Linked DNA regions of Mus musculus: region 2 is linked to region 1. Evidence: chromatin loops called from intact Hi-C (ENCODE). Cell type or tissue: gastrocnemius. All regions are shown on one strand. Links, peaks and the distances in the headings refer to the core of each region. The heading gives the core; the rest is flanking DNA. Region 1 has its middle 76 kb from the start of Gm46987. Region 2 has its middle 74 kb from the start of Gm46987.

What was found. A loop is a pair of places that touch in the nucleus more often than their neighbours do. Peaks named below come from ENCODE experiments on the same cell type or tissue, not always from the same donor. Only the 100,000 strongest peaks of a DNase experiment are listed, where the experiment ranks them.
Region 2: a loop joins it to region 1, with 2.8 times the contacts of the local background. A loop is called at or near these places in 9 of 42 quality-filtered maps.

What each region holds. Positions count from the first base shown.
Region 1 is chr6:133,619,351-133,630,288 of GRCm38, reverse strand. No RefSeq gene overlaps it. Among named protein-coding and RNA genes, the nearest start is that of Gm46987, 76 kb to the left of the region's middle. In gastrocnemius, for the core only: no CTCF peak of the experiment used is centred there; a DNase peak (open chromatin) is centred at 6,923.
Region 2 is chr6:133,769,816-133,780,753 of GRCm38, reverse strand. No RefSeq gene overlaps it. Among named protein-coding and RNA genes, the nearest start is that of Gm46987, 74 kb to the right of the region's middle. In gastrocnemius, for the core only: no CTCF peak of the experiment used is centred there; no DNase peak of the experiment used is centred there.

The DNA of each region.
Region 1 (10,938 bases), core at 5,671-8,170:
AAGCAGAGCATCATTTGTAACTGACATGTGCACATTACACATTGTGTACCTTATATAAATACAGAATTATATTACCTATGAAGGCTTTATGCCAACACACACCTAGGCACTTTTAAAAAGAGTCTGCTGAATAGGAAAATGGGTGCTTTAAAGAAGTCCAGGCTGTGTAGAAAGAGAATCATTAGGGCCTTTCAGACAAGTACATCTAAAAGACGTTTCCTAGGTGGGGGTACACTAATAGAGATCTTGGGAGGGAAGAGCTGAAGGGTATTGTGCTGGTTAGTCACTGGCTGCCTTATCACATGGTGATGTTCTGAGGAGCCTCCTCATGGACTCAAGACAACTTTCTCAGAGTTAGAACACAAGATAGAGAACTTAGTTGAAGAGCAGAAGACAGGAAGGTCTTTATTGGTGAAGAAAGAGAGAGGGGCAGGCAAATGACAGCTCAAGGTTTGAGCTAAATTGAGAAGAGAGAATGAGAGAAGTAAAAAAAAAAAATCCACAGCAAGGAAGCATCTGACCAGTCAAGAATTGTTTAAATTCATATTTAAATGTTAAAAATTGGAGAGATGTGGTTGCCATCCCACAGTCAAAAACTGTGACCCAGAATTTATCCTGTCTGAGGGAACTGCAGGTACAAAAGTTGTAGAGGAGCAGGAGAAAAATTAGGTCCAGAGACAGGCCCAAGGTGGGATCCAGGTCAATGGGAGGACCAAGGTTCTGACACTGTTACTAATGTTGTGGTGGACTTGCAGAAAGGAACATGGCTGCCCTCTGAGAGGCCCAACAAGCAGCTAAAAGAGTCAGATACAAATACCCAATCAATGTTTGGAATGCAGCCACCCATGTTTTTGACTTGGGAAAAATCTGGAAGAAACTCTGGAAGAGGGCAGCCCCATGGAAAGACCAATAGATTCAAATGACCTGGACCTTCAAGATCTCTCATACACTGAGCCACCAATGAGGGAGAATAGAGTAGCTGATATGAGGTTCCTGACACATATACAGTTGAGGACTGCTGGGTTTGGCTTCAGTGACAGATGATGCAGCTAACCCTTGGGAGTCTTGAAGCCCCACTGAGTGATAAGACCTGGTGGGGTTGGGGTGGGGAAGGGAGACATTCTCTCTGATATGAGGTAGTGTTGGAAGGGGAGAGGTATGGGATGGAGAGCAGTCAGGTTCAGATCTGAAGGGGAATGAAGTCTAGACTGTGGAAAAATTTAAAGAATGAAAATAAATTAATAAAAACTGGGGTTAGTTTGAGTTAAGATGAAGCTCAACCAAGGCCTAGAGTGTGCTAGTGAACAAGCACAAGAGTGTGCGTGAGTGCAAGAGAGTATATACAACCTCAAGTTTCAAGAAGGACCCGTCATCTTGCATACATAACATATTCTGTGTATTCCTTATGTGCCTTCCATATATCCCTACTTCCAGTTGAGAACCCCAATGTTGTGTCAAGGCTAGACATGGCAGTTAGACTCAGGAATTTTTCTCTTCTTCCTTTCCTTATTGTTCTTCTTCTAATAATTAGTGTTAGTGATAAACAGGGGACAAAGGATGAAAGGGAGAGAATATAGGAATAATAGCAAAAATGGTCGGTTTTTGAATCTACTCTTAGAACAAAGAGTATTAACAAGACAAAATACCTTACATTGGCATAGATCTTTGTACATTGACGTAAAATTAAGGTTATATTTGGTTACACTATACTGATTATCAACTTTAAGTTATTATATGTATATAATTCAGTCAAATGAAATGTTAAATTCTAGACAATTTGAAATCTAGTATTACAAACTGATGATTAATTTGCATTTCTAAATTATCTTAAACAGTTCAAACTTATAATCACATTAGATATTAGTCTATCTTATTACAAAATACTTTTTCAAAATTGAACGTATATTGAAGAGATAAATAGTCTTCAAAAACCTTGGAGTCCCCAAGTTCCATCCACTGTTTGGCTGAGAATGTCCATTTTTGTCTGAATCAGTTGTTGGGTGTAGCCTTTCGAAGGACAACATGTTTCAGTGGGCAAACATAACTGAATATCTTTAATAGTGTTAGAAACTGTTGCTTTATGGGTTTGTCCATTCGCTCAGTCTCTGCTCCATCTACCATGCCTGTATATCTTCCAGACAGAATAAATTTGGGGTGGAATGTTTTATGGGTGGGTTGATGCCCCAACAATTGGGAAAAGATTTTCAAAACCCTATATCTGACAGAGATCTAATATTCACAATATATAAAGAACTTAAGAAGGTAGTCTACAAAAAAAAAAACAAACAAAAAACAAAAAACAACCAAACAAACAAATAACCCAATTTTGAAAATGAAGTACAGAACCCAAGAGAAAATTCTCAACAGAGACATATTAAATGAATGAGAAGCATGTAATGAAATGCTCAACAATGTTAGTAATCAAGAAAACACAAAACAAAACTACCCTGAGATTCTACCTTACACCAATTAAAATGGCCAACATCAAAAACAGAAGTGACAGTATATACTGGCAAGGATGTGGAGAAAGAGACACACTCCTCCATTACTGGATGGATTGCATGCTGGTATAACCACTCTGAAAATCCTTCTGGTGTTTCCTCGATAAATTGGATATAGTACTAAGGACCCAGCTATACCACTCCTGGGCATATATCCAAAAAATGATCCAAAATATAACAATGACACATGCTCTACTACGTTCATAGCAGTTTTTTCTATAATAGCCAGAAACTGGAAACAACTCAGATGCCCCTCAACTGAGGAATAGAAACAGAAAATGTGGTACATTTACACAATAGAGTACTACTCCGCTATTAAATCAATGAAAACATGAAATTTGCAGGAAAATGCATGGAACTAGAACAATATATCATCCTGAGTGAGGAAACTCAATCATGAAAGGACACTCAGGGTATATACTCACTTATAAGTGGATATTAGGCAAAAAGTTCAGAATATCCACAGAGGAAAGTCCAAAAATATGAATGCTTCAATTCTACTTGGATGGGGGAAGAAAATAATCATGGTACTTGGGAGGAAGAGAGATGAGGTAGGGGAAGAAAGGATCAGGTCTGGGAGTTGATAGGGGAGAACTAGAGAGGGCCAGGAAATTGAATAGAGTTATGTAGCAGCAGGAGATGGGTAATGGGGGTAGCCACCAAAAAGTCCCAGTTGCCAGAAAAGACCCTCCAAAGATATAATTGGAATGGCATTAGTTATAATACACAACAAATAGGGAGAGATCATGCAGAGACCATAAAAAGAGTTTAGGCATGGCCCGCAGTTGAGGGATGGGGACACCCACTCATCTCAAAAATTTTAACGCAGAATTGCTCCATCTAAAGGAAATACAGGGACAAAGAGTGGAGTAGAAGCTAAAGGACAGGACATCCAGAGACTATACAACCCCAGAATCCATCCCATGTGTGCAGTCACCAAACCCAGACACTATTGCTGATGCCAAGAAGTGGTAGCTGAAAGGATCCCAATATAGATGTCTACTGAGCATCTCTACAAAAGCCTGATAAATAGGTGGATGCTTACTCCAAATCATTGTACTGAGCATGGGGACCCCAATGAGGAGTTGGGGGAAGGACTGAAGGAGCCGAAGTGATTTGCAACCCCATAGAAAGAACAGCAATGAACCAGTTCCCAAAGATCTCACAGGGACTAAACCACCAACCAAAGAGTACACATGGAGGGACTCATGGCTCTAGCTACAAATGTAGAAGAGAATTGTCTTATCAATGTGAAGCAAGGCCCTTGGTCTGTGAAGACCTGATGTCACATTGTATGTGCATGCTAGGTCAGTTAGGTGGTAGTGTGTAGGTGGCTTAGCACCCTCAGAGAAGCAAGGGAAGGGAGGATGGGATGGGGGTTTTCAGAGGGGACTTCTAGAAAGGAGATAACATTTGAGATGTAAATAAATAATGTAAACAATAAAAAAGAGCATTAAAAGAATGTAGACCTCAGCAAACCTGTTCAAAAATGGAATACAGGTCTAAACAAACATTCTTGACAGAGGAAAATCTAATGGCTGAGAAGCTCTTAAATGAAAGAAATGATCAACATCCTTAGTCATCAGTGAAATACAAATAAAAGCAACACTGAAATTTCATCTTATACCTGTCAGAAAGACTAAGATCAAAACTCAGGTGACAGCTCATGGTGGTGAGAATATGGAGCAAGTTTAATAGTCTTCTATTGTTGGTGGGAGTGCAAACTTGGGCAATGATTTGGAAATCAATTTGGCATTTCTCATAAAATTGGGAATAGCTCTACCTCATGAGCCAGCTATACCACTCCTTGGCAAAAAAAAAAAAAAAAAAAAAAAAAAAAAGAACACATGCTTGACCATACCACAAGGACACTTGAACAACTGTGTTTGTAGAAACTTCATTTATGATATTCAGAACTAAGATGAAAGAATGGACTATCCAGAGACTACCCCACCTGGGGATCCATCCCATAATCAGCCATCAAACCCAGACACTATTGCACAATGCCAGAAAGATTTTGCTGTAGGGACCCTGTTATAGCTGTCTCATATGAAGCTATGCCAGTGCCTGGCAAATACAGAAGTGGATGCTCACAGTCATCTCTATAAGATGGAACACAGGGGCCCCCAATGGAGAAGATAGAGAAAGCACCCAAGGAGCTGAAGGGGTCTGCAACCCTATAGGTGGAACAACAATATGAACTAACCAGTATCCCCAGAGCTCATATCTCTAGCTGCCTATGTAGCAGAATATGGCCTATTCAGCCATCACTGGGAAGAGAGGCACCTTGGTATTGCAAACTTTATATGCCCCAATACAGGGGAATGCCAGGGCCAAGAAGCAGGAGTGGGTGGATAGGGGAGCAAGGCAGAGTGAGGGTATAGGGAACTTTCGGGATAGCATTTGAAATGTATATAAAGTACCTAATAAAAATAACTAACTAACTAACTAACTAACTAACTAACTAAATAAATAAATAAAATCCAGAACTTAAAATAAACTAGATGTCCCTCAACTAAAAATGGTGAAGGAAAATGTGGTAAATTTACAATACTTTATGTTACACAGCTATTAAAAAGTATGATGTCAACTTCTCAGATTGCAGATGACTGAGCAAGGTGAGGGACAGAAGGAAATCTGACAGAGCTTTTCTCCCCTCAGACTCTGCTGCACAAGGGTCTGCATGGCAAGATCCACCTTTTCATGTGTTCTGGATTCCTGGGTAAAATTCTGCCAGTTCTTCCTGTTGAATATAGGATTGTTTTTTATGTTTCTTTTTTTGTTGATGATTTATTCTCAATTCTCATATGTTCTGTGGATTCCTAAAAGATGGAAACCACATGGGACAGTAATGCGTTCTCAAAAATTCAGTAATTTTGGGATAGATAGCCCCAGCATAGAGGTATGCAGCCATCCTAAGGGAGGGTCTTCAGCAGGAGCAGAAGATTCAGTCTTTAGGAGAATTAATTCGAACAAGAATGTTAAAGGGCCTGTGCAATTATTTAAGAAGTAAGAATTTCACTCTGAAATTTCAACTGAGTAGAAAAGTAATAGCACTGTTGAGACAGTGCTAACATTGCAATTTTACAGAATTAAGGATTATTTGTCATCATTTCCCATGCTCCAATAACCTGCTATGGCACAGTCTGGAGTCATCAAAACAAGAGGACATTTTCACCTAACTATGCAAATGAGCGGAAGAACCAAGGCAAACACTTCTGACCTTATCAGGATGAAAGTGTCCCTCTCTCTCTTTCTCTTGCTTACTCCACCCCGCCTTCCCCTTCCTCTCTCCTGCCCTCCCTCCATCTTTCTCTCCATACCTCTTAACCAGCCTTTGTATCTTTAGGTAAGAAAAAAAAGTCTCCTTCCAAACAGAACCATTATCAGAAATTAATGGCTCTCTCCACACAAATCTGTGATGCTGCCTGAAAACATGTTAAATATATATTTTTACTTCCAATTTCTTATTTTTCTGATTTTGCATTTTGGTATTTGTTAGAGTACTTTTTTCCCCATGAAGATTTATATTTTTGTATGGTTTTATGCTTCTATACCTTTCATTATAATTTCTAGTTCCATGTCATATATGATAGAGATCATCCTGTCCTTAAGTTCTTTAAGCTTATTTGCTCATAATTCAAATGATGAGAAAGATACCATGTTGCAGAGAAGATAAAATGACTTCTAAGTTTTAATTGTATTGGAGTCTATGTAATTTTATTCATTGAAAAACTAGTACTTAGGAATATTCATAAAGTATTCAGGAATATATGAGTAACTTTGCTTCTAGTCTTTCATGGTATCTCACAGTCTGAGGAAAATAATTTATATTTTCATCAGAAACATACATTTTTATTTGTGTTATTTATGCAACAGGGTAAGGATTGGGCTTAGGGTAAGGATCAGTGTTAAATCTGGTAAAAGTCAAACTACAATGAATAATTTTTTTAAATTTAAAAAGGTACATCCCATGAAATTATTGGTAGGCACTGGCAATTAAAACTTATTTCTTGAGTATTTAAAAATTTCCCTTAAAACTAACTGAACAATCAGAGAGCAAAACTAGAATACTTCCCATGGAGTTACATAGTAAGATTTCTCTTAATCCAAAGAATGACTGTCAAGTGCTTGGAGTCACAGAACCAGTGCGTTCCTAACTGTGCACAAATCAGTGTGGGCAAATTATGGTTATGTATCCAAGATCATTTGGGCAACAGGAACTTGGCTTTAACACACACACACACACACACACACACACACACACACACACACACACACACACACATCTAACTTCCCCCAGCCTAAAGCAGGCTGGTTCAGACCTTGCCCTCACTGAGGCCACTTGAGGTGCAGCTCTTCAGACTTGGCTGGTTTCCTTTGATGTGACACTGCCACCTGCAAACCACCTGCCACCTGCCTACCACCTGCCACCTGCAAACCACCTGCCACCTGCCTACCACCTGCCACCTGCAAACCACCTGCCACCTGCAAACCACCTGCCACCTGCAAACCACCTGCCACCTGCAAAGAGAGGCTGAACAGTTCCTCAGAGATTTTCCTGAGTTAACTGCAACCTGTGAATTTGGCGACTTACAGCTAAAAGGCTGTGCTAAGAAGTTGACATCACAACATCAAGAAACTTGGCATGGTAGGGGATGGGTTTCCCCCTTTTATAAGTGCAGACTTCTAATAAACATTGGAGCCTTCAACAGTGGATCTTCTTGGCTTCCATTATTTCTCTTGACCATCTAGTTCTCTTGCTCTTTCAGCCCTAGTCTGCCTCCCAGGTATACCCCAGTTTCTTGTGAGCCGCGGGTCTGCTCCCAACACACACACACACACACACACACACACACACACACACACACACACACACACAGAGAGAGAGAGAGAGAGAGAGACAGAGACAGAGACAGAGAGACAGAGAGAGAGACAGAGACAGAGAGACAGAGAGACAGAGAGAGAGAGACAGAGAGAGAGGGAAAGAGAGAGAGAGTAGAACTGAAGGTGGGATAGTATTTAAAATGTAAGTAAAGAAAATATCTAATAAAAGAAATAATGGGGAAAAGTAGTATCAGAGATTTTCATGAGAAAAGTACACTGATAGATATGCATGAATATATCACAAGAAAAGCCATTATATTTTTGTGAATTAAAAATACTAAGTAAAAAGCATAAGAAAAGAGAATAAAATTATGTTCTTTTCAGGAATGTTGTTAGATATGGACATCATCAATCTAATTTGAATAATCTAGCTTCACAGCAGTGCACATGCAGGTGGACTCAGTGACTTTCAAAGAAAGAACACTCAAAATTAGGAAAACATTCCCAGTTGGGTGAATAGTGTGGTTTAATCAAACTCCATTACATACATGTATGGACTTCTTGAACAGAAAACATAAACATTCGATAAATAATTGCATTAAATACTATAATATTGAAGCAGAACAAAATGTCTAAGATGTGCAGAACTTCAACCTGACACCTGCCCATTCTTCATCCCCACTTTGCTCCCTAATAGTTTTGCTTACCCACTCTTCTGTAATCTGATTTCTTTTCCATTGAAATCAGAGGTGATATTTTTCTTTCATGATACAGCACACTCTGCACTCAGTGTTGACACTGAAGGAAATTAGGTAATGCATCTGAGTTGAATGACATTTAGCAGAAGCTCCCACTGTGTTGTAGGACACACAGCCAAGGTCAAGACTGGCTTCCTCCTGGACTTCTTCCAGGAGTCCTGAATATGAAACATACAGCCTGATTGTTTGTTATGTTGTTTCTCTCTCTGTTTCCTAGTGAAGCCTTCCTAAGCCATGCAATGATGACAACTCAGCCCATTCCCTGTTAATTTCATATCTGGAGAAACCATACAGTTCCCTTGCATTCAATAGAAGAAACTCTCAGAACTAAGCATCTTCTCTGTCTTCCTTAGGGCTCTTAAGTGTAGAGAGATCTATGAAGTTATAACTGGAGTAGATTTGCCAAGGCCTAGGAGCTACACTTCAGAACACACACTCATTATGACATGGGGAAAGTTTAAGAATTTACAATCAAGTAAGAGACTAAATGGCTTCAGGGTGTGAGAGTAACTGGTTTCTTAATGGAGACTGTTGACTACTTTTCTTATTTATCAAGCAACATTTATAAGAGGTACTTTTCAGGCTGGACATTTTAGGGTAGTACCTGCTTTACTCTTCCATGTCACATGTTCAAAATATGTAGTGTCATCTACAATAGGTCCCTACATTTAAGCTCTAGGATGCAACCAGAGACAATTTCAAAATTGATATTTTTGTGTGTGTGTATGTGTGTGTGTGTGTGTGTGTGTGTGTGTGTGTGTGTGTGTGTCTTGGAACAACCAATCTACAGGAATATCTCCATGCCCAGTTATGTGGTTTTGGTTTGGTTGTCTATACTGTCTGTGGGGAGCATTATGAGTCTAGTACTGTATTTCATTTAAAGTATACCTGTACATTTGGCTACATATACATTCATGTTTTCTGTTTCAAGGAAAAATAAAACAGATGTCCCTGTAATGTTATTCACCTTTCTTTCGTTTGTCTACTTCTGTATGACACTCCTCACCAGTTCATTTCTTTTCAATATTGACATCTTTTTTTTTCATAGCATCTTTATTCTACTATGGGATTCTTTAAAACCTTTTCCCTCTAACACATGGTTTGTCTTTATTATGTCCTTGGCTACTCCATGTTATATATTTAATTCTAAAGACTCACAGCTATGAACCATTGACAGCAGAGAACATTGAGCATTTACCTTAATATATCTGGGGAAACATCACTCATTATAACATTTTCTAGGTCTATTTATTTACCTACTAAATCATTGAGAAAGGATTAATGCTTTCATCAAAGTGGCAGAAAACAAGGTCAACTTAGGGGAAAAAAGGTACCCTTTCCTTTCACCAATTATAAATATACCAAGAAAGAAATCATGTAATTTTTCCTATGGAAAATAGCATGAAAATCTATCTATACGGAAACCTAACCAAAGATGTGCAAGATTTCTACACTGAAAGTTACAAATCTCTGAAAAAAAGAGATGTAGCAAGATATCAGAGGATGAAAGAACTCCCATGGTCATGGTTTGGTATCATCAGCATTGTATCATGTGTATCATAACAATATTTAGAGATTCAACATAATCCCAATAAAAATACATGAGATTCTTCTCAGAAATTGTCTAACATCATAAACTTCATGTACTGACACAAAAAGCTCTGGATCAGCAAAGCAATTTTACAAAACAAATAATTTTGGGGTGATTGCAATATCAGATTTCATGCCAGGTTACAGAAGTATAGTATTTTAAAACTATGATAATCATTAAAAACTGACACATTGATCAATGGGATGAAAAAGGAGACCCACACTTGAGTATGCATAGCTATAATCATGTGATATTTGATAAAGGTACCAGAAATTCACAATGAAGGTAAGACAGCATCTTCAAGAAATGATCCTGGTAAAACTGAGTGTCCACATACAGAAAAATGATATCTACATTTTTCACTCTACACAGAAAATCAATTACAAATGGGTGAGACACCTTAATGTGAAACTTAAAGTCCTGAATGTATTAGAAAAAAACAAAGGCAGTGCTAGTCCAAGTGTTGTAATGAATAAAGACTTCATTCAGACAGAACTTAAGGATAATAGTGGACAAAGATGATCACATATAACTAAAAATCTGATCTGTGAGGCTAATGAAATAATCAATCAAGCAAAGATACAGCCCAACAGGTGGGAGAGAATCCTTTCCAGCTATACTTCTGATGAGATTAATATCTAGAATACACAGCAAAGTCAAAACAAAGAAAAAATCCAGAGAGTTAATGTCTCAAATGAAAACTGACAAAGGATCTAGAAAGAGGATTCAAACACAGGAAATTATACTGGCAAACAAACATTGAGGGTTGTGTTCAAAACATTGAGGGTTGTGTTCAAAATTCTTAGCAGTTAGAAAATTTCGAATTAATAGTACATTAAGATTTTGTCTGTCAGAATAGTGAAGATCAAGATAATAGGTGGCAATATATCAGCAGATTGTGTTTACCCTTCTGTTCACTTTCAGTTTCTGTGGGAGAGGAAACTAGAGCAAACAGTATGGAATTAGGAGTCAGGAATTCTGAAAACCTCAAAGGAAATTTACCAGATGACACTGATTTACTGCTGCTTGGGTTACTCCAAAGGACTCAACATCCCACTCTTCAGATACTTGTGCAATACTCTCACAGTAGCTAAGAAGGGCAAACAAACTATATGCCTTACATCTCCTGAGTAGATTGAGAATGTGGTGCACACAAACAATGCAATAATACTTGGCTGTAAAGAGACAATTGTCCTTTAACATCATCACCATATTAGATGTTGCTCCTGTAGTCAATTCTCATTGGAAATCTCCCATGCTC
Region 2 (10,938 bases), core at 4,634-7,133, 150 kb before region 1:
TGTGTATGAAAGAATCCAGATATACCTTGTAAAGAAATTCAGTGTAAGAAATGTCTTAAAATTATTGTTCACTTGGTAATGAGTTAATTGTTATCTGAATACCTTTTCTAAAGTTTTGCTATGCTTGATGATGTTTTTAAAAAAGATTAGGTCCAATCTCTAGGAGTATTGGTTCAGCAGTGGGTATATTGAAATCACTCTTTTAAATTAAGAAAGGAAATAATAATTCTGTCTTCCTGTAGCAGTCACCCCCATGCTTGTTTACTTTAGTAAAATAATGTACATGTTTTTATAATCTTTTTAATCTTTTGAAACAAAGTCTCAAGTTGCTCAGGCTAGCCTCAATGCTGTTTTTCTCAGAATTGTGGTCTCCTGTGCCCCATTCACAGTCACAAACATCCACATCTAAATTCTCATACCTTCATCTGTCCTGTGAGTTGAGCACAAGGACAACAGAGTAGGACTACATATATTTTGGGGGAGCCTTTGAATTTTCTCTGCAGTGTGTGCTGGTGGGCACAAGAAATCCCTCTTAACAAGAGGAGTAAAGGAATGGTGGCCTAGCAGTTCCACTGCTCTTATATCTGACACAGGAGGATGTCCTAAACAGCTTGTTTCTCTTTTGCATATTGGCTTAATATTACACGGGATGGTAGAGGTATATACTGGGTCATTTCTAGTGGATAAGGTACACTATATTATTGAATAATGTTACTTGTATAATATTGCTGAAGGAAGACTTTCCAAACTGCACAAATATAAGAATTTAAATGCTATCAGTATGTAAATTTCTGATATGCCTATATAACCATGAGATAATTAGTAACTGCATTTTGAGCATGTAGTTGGAGATAGAATTGTTTGCATATTTGTGTCCCAACAGTGATGCTTTAAGCTTAGGATGATGTAAATGACTCCCTCTCTTTATTAAAAAACAAACTTAGTAAGGGGTTACAAAACTGTAGCCTGTTAGCCACCAACAATGATTCCATCTTTGATAGAAGTTAATTTTCCTTTACAAAAGTGAATTTTTTCTCAAGTACTAATGCTGTAGAGTACCACGTAAGCAGTCAGTAATGTAAGTCTCAATTTTAGTCTACCCAGATAAATTAGACTTAGTTTGCATCTCTTAATTGCTTAGACTCTTCATCCCTCTGTCTTTATTTGTAATTAACACACTAAATTAAAGCAAAACACTTCACAATTTTTCCCTGAAGGTATTTTCATAGTGTAGCCTCTGCTGACATCTTGTGTGTTATAGGTTGACAGTTATTTTTGTAATGATATGACTTTTATTAGTTGCATTTGAGATAGGGTTTTACGGAGCCAAGGCTAGCCTTAAGCTTACTATGTAACTGTAGAAAATCTTCAAGAACTTTCTTTTCCTTAAATTTGTCTCATATAACACATCTGGACTACAGGCTCCCTTCTTCCCTCATTCTAGTGCCCTCCCACCTCCTGTGTTTCCCAAATCCTCTGCTCCTCTGTTTTCCTTTGATAAAATTCAAACCTTGCAGGGAAATCAAGATAAAATGCACAGCAGAATGCAATAAATCTAGGCATAAACACTAATATCTAGGCTGGACTAGGTAATCTAGTAGGAGGAAAAGGGTCCCATGAGCAGGCAAGTGAATCAGAAGCACACCCACTCCCATTCTTAGGAGCCATTTGCCTGAAATACGTCAATACTGATTTGTATATTAAAAAAAATTTATAGATCAATTAAAATTAAAAAATACTTAAAAAGCCAAAAGAGTCTAACAAAGTTTTGATCATTTTGTCAGATAAAAGGTCAAATGTGTCACAAAAGTTAACAGAAATAACTTTAGGCAAGCATCCATGTCTGTGAATTCTCAACATATTCATAAGTATGATTTAAATAAAAATGTGGATGACCTTGAATGTGGCCATAATGGAGAATTCATCACAATCCATTGTTTTAAAAGAGAGCATGTGAGTCTGCCAAGTGTCACTAATCCTAAGTTCTTCCCAGGTTTTTTTCCACTCTCCATGATGAGTGAAGTGTTTAATGTATCATGAAATAGAAATATGAACTATGAACTCATTAGAGATGAGTAACAACAATAGGCTCTAGAGAAAAGCTGACAGAGAAAACTGAGACAGGATGACTGGGGTTGATGCAGTGAGAACCATGTAGCTGGCATTTTATAAACTAGGTTATAAAAATTCTTTGTCATTTGACTCCTAAATGAATTCCAAACATAATGTGTCTCCATGGAATTATTAATTTGTACTCGTCAATGCCATAGTCTATTCTGTTGTAGTTTCCTGTAGCTGTCAAGAACAAATCAAAACAACACAATCCTGAAAAAGAAAAAGAAAAGAAAAGTGAATAAAGAAACACTCAGAACCCCACAGATTTGATGGATAAAAAGCAGAGTTTCCTTTCCACAGGGGTGTAGGCGCCAATGTCAGGATTCCTTTGTGAGAATGTCCTGATTCTTCAGAGGCCTCTCTGCTGAGAGTCCAGAGTGCTGTTTCTCTCTAGTTCCCTCTATGCATGTGCTTCCTTCCTTTGTTCCCAAATGCATGTGTCTTACGGGGAACATTCAGAATAGGTTACTGCTCGCCTAAAAGGCTTGAATGTTTTTATGTATCCAAAACTCTGTTACCAAATGTAGTAAACTATCGGGTTTAGTATAGATCATTTCATTGTTTCATCTTGTCTCTATTAATCCCAAGGATTTTTAGCCAGTTATAAACTCATTTTAGTGCTATTTAAAGCTATATATCAAAGATATGGACTTCTTGTAAGCAGATTTATATTACTTTCGAAGTATATCCCAGATGAGACCACTGGTACACTTTGTACTTGCTGTCCTTTTACAGAAAGAAATTTTCTCACCCCCAGGAGGTTTGGTTTCATTCCCTCCTTCAATTACTTCTCTTACATCTTCCCCTCACAAGAGCCAGAGTAGGATTTTATGAGAAAATTTAAACCAAGTGTGGTTCTTCCTGAAACCAAAAATCCCATTGTACCTGATGTGAGTTGCAAACTTCAAATTTTAGCTCTGCACAGGACCACCTATACATCAGTTTGGAAGAGTTTTGCACTTCAAATATAACAAAAAATATAGATATACCCTATATGTAAAACCATTACTCCCACATATGGTTGGAAACTGAAGTGAGGTTTATTGGGTGAGCAGTGATAGAAGACCTCAGCCTGCTCTGGCAGTGACCGAATTGCACCAGTACCTGTTGCTCCAGGAAGCATTTTTGTTTAAATGTATTGACTAAGTATTTTGGAAATGTCAGTAACAATAAAACCTTTCTCTCAGAATTTGACTACCATCTAAGTTCTTGGAAAGCATAAGAGGCATAGGTAAAGTTCAAGGTCATTTTGGATACTTAGTCGCCAGCCTGAAACATGTAAGACTTTGTCTCAGGAACACAGTAAGCAAGAAAGCAAGAAAAGATCAAAAAATAAACGGGAAACATTAATTAATAAAATTAATAATGAAAGAGGGCCTTATATTAGGTACAAGTAAGAATTAGGTGCTGAGTGACTGATATCCCATCATGGAGAGAAGATTTGGGTATGAAAATCCATCCCCATACTTAGAGCTATTGGCAGCTCTTAACTTCTTGGAAAGGAAGGAATCATTTTCTCTAAGAGTGTAGTCCCTGATAAGTTACCATTTAGCACTGGAAAACTACAGATCTGGAACATTTCCACGGCACAAAATGACCTTGATCTCTTCTCTTTCTCTTTCTCTCTGATTCTCTTATTCTCTTTAAATTTCTTTCTTATTTCCTTTCTCTCTTTCAAATGCACACATATAGAAACATAAGAAATGGAAGATCATTAATAGAAAGAATGGAGACATAAATTTCAGAGATGCATATGATAAATGTACAGTGGTATATGTGTGTGTATATCACAGGAAAGGCCTATTATTTTGTTTGATTAAAAATTACTAAGTTAAAAACATCAAAAAGAATAAAATTATGTTATTTTCAGAATTATGTTTAGAAATGAGTTTCACCACCTTAAGCTGAATAATTTAGCTACACCAGAGTACATACAGGTGGGTTTATTAAGTTTTAAAAAAAGAGCACATAAAATTATCAAAATATTATAATTGGCTCTATAGTATGGGAAATAGATCAGAGGGGAAGGAGGTAGTTTGATCAAAGATGAAACTTTGTTGTATTAATGTATGAGCTTCAAAATAAAAATAAACCACATAAGTAAATAACTACAATACATATTATAAAGTTAAAGCAGAACAAATAGTTTATGATTTACAGTACTGAACTGATACCTTCCCATTTTTCATACCCATCTTCCTCCATATGTCCTTTGCTTCTCAACAGTTTTGTCTTCTGATTCCTCTGTGTTCATTGAGATCAGAGGTGATATTTTTCTACAGTGATTCATTACCATCTCCACTCACTACTGACACTGAAAAAGGTCATGAAAGTGATCTGAGCTGAGTGTCATTTGGTAGAGGCTACCTTTGTGTTGCAGAACACATAGCCAAGATGAAGTCTGGCTTCCACAGGGACTTCTGGTTCCAGGAGAACACAGTAAGAGACACTCAACCTGTGTCTTCCCTCTTTTGTGTCTCTGTAATTTTCCCACTTGAAGTTCTCCATGGATTACCTCCTGATAGAGTTAGTTGCTTTTACTGACTCATTTGGATTATTTGAGAAAATTATGGACAGGCATTGGGTAGGTTTAATAAACCCAATTATAGGAGAACAAGTGTGATGAAGATCTGGCTATAGTAATCATCAGATATCCACACATATTTACACATTATAGTGGGAATATCTTGTGCATTTTGTGGATAAATCAACTTTCAATTAAAACCCTTAAGGTCTAAATGAAATGGTACAATAAGATGTGGGACATCTGGAAAGCAGATAGAATTCTGAGATAGAGTAAATCACTGGGAGATTCACCTGAGAAGGTGTGATGAGACAGATGGGTGGTAAATGCAGACTGGTAACCAGCCATATGGCAGGATGTAGATTAGAATAAATGTGTTATATAAGTTATAATTTAGTCAGAGAATAGCCTAGCTACATTTATGACCAAGGTATTTGTGAATGTGTTTGGAGCCTGAGTTTTAATTCTGGTAGTACAAGTCTGAAAGGAAGAACCAGGCTTAACATCTAAATGTCACTCAATTTAGGCATAGGATCTAAACTGATCTGAGAAAAGTCCCAAGTACAAACCAGAAAGCCCAAACACTCCCCCAAGACAAAATAATTTTTGAGTTCAATATCTTTAAAAAAACAAGAGGCTGGAAAACAAGTAGTGCTTTAAAACCTTTAAAAAGAAGGTCTGTGCTTACAGAAGAGATACTGCTAGGAAGAAGGGAGGCCTGTCTACAGCACATAGGGAGCAGGAGTGCACACTAACCAGCCATGGGCCCAACAACCCAGTTTAGTTCACTGCAACTAAGGCATAAGGCTATGCCCACTAGACAACCAGATCACAAATGTTCTGAGTATCTCTGCTGAGAGAGAAGGATGGGGGCTGCAGAGATTCAGTCTGAGGCTTACAAAGGAATGTAAAGTCTCCAACTCCATCTTGCCACTGGCTCATGACTTTCCTGGATTGGGCAATAACCAACTATGGCAGGACTCCGAGGCTTAAGATTGTTGGCAGGCATGAGGCCCATATGGCAGTCTATGATTGTTCGTAGACTGTACTGCACAATGGCTTTGTGTCTCTTAGAATATATTACAATCAATGTGAGATCCTCTGAACCTAGATACAGCCAATTAAAATGACAACCTAAATTCAAAATGACACATATTGTCTTTAATGGTACTATGTAGGCTTTTTTCTTAATAATCCTTAAGAATGTCCATAATAATTTAAAAATTAAATGCACATCAATCATAAGTTTATATAAAGGAAAAAGGAATAATAGGTCTATTTATCCACATAAGATATGTTTATGATGTGAAAGAGGCAGTCTATGCTTTTTCTGTTGCCATGAATCATTTTGCCATGAGAAAGATATAGTCTCCCTGTGAATGCAAGGACCTAGGGTTATGCTTGCTCGGAGAAGTTTTTTTTTTTTTTTTTTTTTTTTGCTTTTGTCTTTCCAAAAGAAGAAAAGCATTAGCTAAGGGATCCAAGGTTTCTGGACAAGAGAGACATAAAAATAATAGTGTTTAGCTTGTTAACTATATTGTGTGTTAATTTTCAGCTTGGTAATACAAAATACAGTTGTCTTTTGTCAGAGGAGATAGATAAATATGCCACATATCATAGAGGCAATGTGATGTATTTTAAATTAGAAAGACACGTAATTAATGTCAATCGAGGTCTAAATGTGATATGCCATCACATCATCCTTCTGGATACACTGACAGACAATAGTCTAAGTTAAAGTGACATGGATTGAGGACTGTATCGTTTTACTCTGAATGGCCAACCAATTCCCTGTGGACAGATGTAGGGCTTCCAGGGGGAGAACTGATAATGTTCAGCTTAGAAAATGATACAGAATCCATTCTGAGGCCTCTAAACAGATCAGAATATGCTTGAAAATATGCTTATGCACTACAATGTTGAGGAGACTAATAAAGTTGAATACTGGGAAGGATAGTGAATTGAGAGAGAAAAAAGGATAAAGGAAACTGCATGAAAGATAAATATCCAAAGAGATATACAGAGAGCTAATATTCAAAATACATAAAGAACTCAAAAAGGTAGCCTCCAAAAAATTTAACTAATCAAACAAACAACCAACCCAATTTTGAAAATGCAATATAGGGCACAAAAGAAAATTCTCAACAGGGGTATCTTGAGTGAATGAGAAGCATGTAATGAAATGTTTAACAACCTTAGTAACCAGGAAAAATCAAAACAAAACTACCCTGAGATTCTACCTTACACCATTTAAAATGGCCAACATCAACCCAGATGTCCCTCAGTTGAGGAATAGATACAGAAAATGTGGTACATTTACACAATGGAGTACTACTCAGCCATTAAATCAATGAAAACATGAAATTTGCAGGAAAATGCATGGAATTAGAATAATATATCATCCTGAATGAGGAACCACAGTCACGAAAGGACACACAGGTTATATACTCACTTTTAAGTGGATATAAGGCAAAAATTTCAGAATACCCACAATTCAACGTACAAACCAAATGAAGCTCAAGAAGAGGAATGACCAAAAATATGAATGTTTCAGTTCTACTTGGAAGGTGGAATAAAATACCCTTGGTACTTGGGAGGAAAAAAGGAGGGGTAGGGGAAGAAAGGATCAGGTATGGGAGTTGATAGGGGAGAACCAGAGAGGGCCAGAAAATTGAATTGAGGTATGTAGCAGCAGGAGATGGGGAGTTGGGGGTAGCCACCAAGAAGTCCCAGTTGCTGGGAAAGACCCTCCAAAGACCTAACTGGGATGATATTATGTGGTGAGATCCTGGAGAGACCATATGAAGAGGATAGGCATGGCACCTGGTTGAGAGATGGGGACACCCACCCATCTTAAAAATTTTAACCCAGAATTTCTCTGTCTAAAGGAAATAAAGGGACAAAGAGTGGACCAGAGACTAAAGGACAGGCCATTTAGAGACCACCCAACCTCAGAAACCATCCCGTGTGTAGTAAACAAACCCAGACACTTTGCTGATGCCAAGAAGTGCTTGCTGAAAGGAGTCTAATATAGCTGTCCCCTGAGAAGCTCTGCAAGAGCCTGACACATACAGAGGTGGATGCTTATAGCCAATAATTGTGTTGAGCACGGGGACACCAATGAGGAGCTAGAGGAATGACTGAAGGAGCTGAAGTGGTTTGCAACCTCATAGAAAGAACAGCAATAACAATGAACCAGTTCCTAAAGAGCTCCCAGAAACTAAACCACCAACCAAAGAGTACACATATACATTTGCAATACCAAGGGGCCTCTCTTCCCAGTAATGGCTGACTAGGCCATCTTCTGTTACATAAGCTGCTAGAGACATGAGCTCTGGGGGTACTGGTTAGTTCATATTGTTGTTCCACCTATAGGGTCACAAAAGAAGTCATTAGATATGCATTCACTGATAAGTGGATACTAGCCCAGAAACATAGAACACCCAAGATACAATTTGCAAAACACAAGAAATCAAGAAGAGGGAAGACAAATCAATGGGTGGATACTTCGTTCCTCTTTAGAATAGGGAACAAAATACCTATGAAAGGAGTTACAGAGACAAAGTTTGGAGCTAAGATGAAAGGATGGACTATCCAGAGACTACTCCACCCGGGGATCCCAGACACTATTGCATATGCCAGCAAGATTTTGATGAAGGGACCCTGGTATAGCTGTCTCATATGAGGCTATGAGACAAATACAGAAGTGGATGCTCACAGTCATCTATAAGATGGAACCCAGGGCCCCCAATGGAGAAGCTAGAGAAAGCACCCAAGGAGATTCATTCTTTAGGAGATTTAATTTGAACAAGAATTTTAAAGGGCCTGTGCAATTATTTAAGAGGTTAGAGTTTCACTCTGAAATTTGATTATAAGTAGAAGAATAATGGCAATAACCTTACTAAGTAAAAGTACTGTTAAAAGAGTAATAGTAACAACACTGTTGAGGCAGTACTAACATTGCAGTATTACAGAATTAAGGATTATTTGTCATTATTTCCCAATCTCCAATAATCTGGTATGGCACAGTTTGGAGTCATCAAAACAAGAGGACATTTTCACCCAACTATGTAAATGGACAGAAGAACCAAGGCAATCAGTTCGTGTGAACCCTTCCAGACCTTATCAGAATGAAAGAGTCCCTCTCTCTCTTTTACTTGCTTACTCCCTCTCTCCTTTCCCCTTCCTCTCCTCTCTCCTGTCTCCCTCCTTCTTTCTCTCCATACCTCCAACCCTGCCTTTGTACCTTTGTACCATTAGGTAAGAAAAGAAGTCTCCTTCCAAACAGAACCATTCTCAGAAATCAATGGCTCTCTCCCCACAAATCTGTGACGCTGCCTGAAAACATGTTAAATATATATTTTCACTTCCAATTTCTTATTTTTATGACATCACATTTTGGTATTTGTTAGAGTACTTTTTTTTTCACTATGAAGATTTACATTTTTCTATGGTTTTATGCTTTTATACGTTTCATTATAATTTCTAGTTTCATGTCATATATGAGAGAGAATATCCTATCCTTAAGTTCTTTAAGCTTATTTTGTTCATAATTCAAATGATGAGAAAGACACCATGTGGCAGACAAGATAAAATGACTTTGAAGTTTTAATTCTATTAGAGTCTATGTAATTTTATTCATTAAAAACTAATACTTAGGAATATTCATAAGGTATTCAGGAATATATGAGTAACTGTGCTTCTAATCTTTCATGGTATCTCACTGTCTGAGGAAAAATTCATATTTTTATCAGAAACATACATTTTTATTTGTGTTATTTAGGCAACTGGGTAAGGATTGGGCTTAGGGTAAGTATTAGTGTTAAATCTGGTAAAAGTCAAACTACAATGAATTATTTTTTTTAATTTAAAAAGTACATCCCATGAAATTATTGGTAGGTACTGGCAATTAGCACTTATTTCTGGAGTATTTAAAAATTTTCCTTAAAACTAACTGAACAACCAGACAGCAAAAGTAGAACCACCTGGGAATACTTTCCATGGAGCTACATAGTAAGATTTCTCTTAATTCAGAGAACAATTGTCAAGTGCTGGGAGTAAGAACCGTGTGTTTCTAACTGTGCACAAACCAGTGTGGGCAAATTATGGTTACATATCCAAGCACATTTGGGCAACAGGAATTTGGCTTTAAAACACACACACACAGACACACACAACACACACCCACACACAAACACACAAACACACACACAGATATAGAGACAGTAAGAGAGAGAGAGGAAGATGGAGAGAGAGAGAGAGAGAGAGAGAGAGAGAGAGAGAGAGAGAGAGAGAGAGAAAGAACTAAAGAGGGGATAGTATTTAAAATGTAAATAAAGAAAATATCTAATAAAAGAAAAAAGAAAGAATGGAGGAAAGTAGTATCAGAGATTCTCATGATAAAAGTACAGTGATAGATATGCATGAATAAATCACAGGAAAGGCCATTATATTTTTGTGAATTACAAATACTAAGTAAAAAGCATAGGAAAAGAGAATAAAACTATGTTTTTTTCTGGAATGTGGTTAGAAATGGACATCATTAATCTAATCTAAATAATCTAGCTACACAGCAGTGCACATGCAGGTGGACTCAGTGACTTTCAAAGAAAGAACACTCAAAATTAGGGAAACATTCCCAGTTGGGTGGATAGTGTGGTTTAATCAAACTCCATTACATACATGTATGGGCTTCTTGAACAGAAAACATAAACATTCGATAAACAATTGCATTAAATATTATAATATTAAAGCAGAACAAAATGTCTAAGATGTGCAGAACTTCAACCCTACACCTGCCCATTCTTCATCCCCACTTTCCTCCCTAATCTGATTTCTGTTTCCATTGAAATCAGAGGTGATATTTTTCTTTCATGATTCAGCACACTCTGCACTCATTGTTGACACTGAAGGAAGTCAAGGTAATGGATCTGAGTTGAATGACATTTAACAGAAGCTCCCACTGTGTTGTAGGACACATAGCCAAGGTCAAGACTGGCTTCCTGTAGGACTTCCTCTTCCAGAGTCCTGAATATGAAACAGACAGCCTGATTGTTTGTTATGTTATTTCTCTCTCTGTTTCCTAGTGAATCCTTCCTAAGCCATGCAATGATGACAACTCAGACCATTCCCTGTCAATTTCATATCTGGGGAAACCATACAGTTCCCTTGCATTCAATAGAAGAAATTCGCAGGACTAAGCCCCTTCTCTGTCTTCCTTAAGGCCCTTAAGTGTAGAGAGAACTATGAAGTTGTAACTGGAGTAGATTTGCCAAGGCCTAGGAGCTACACTTCAGAAC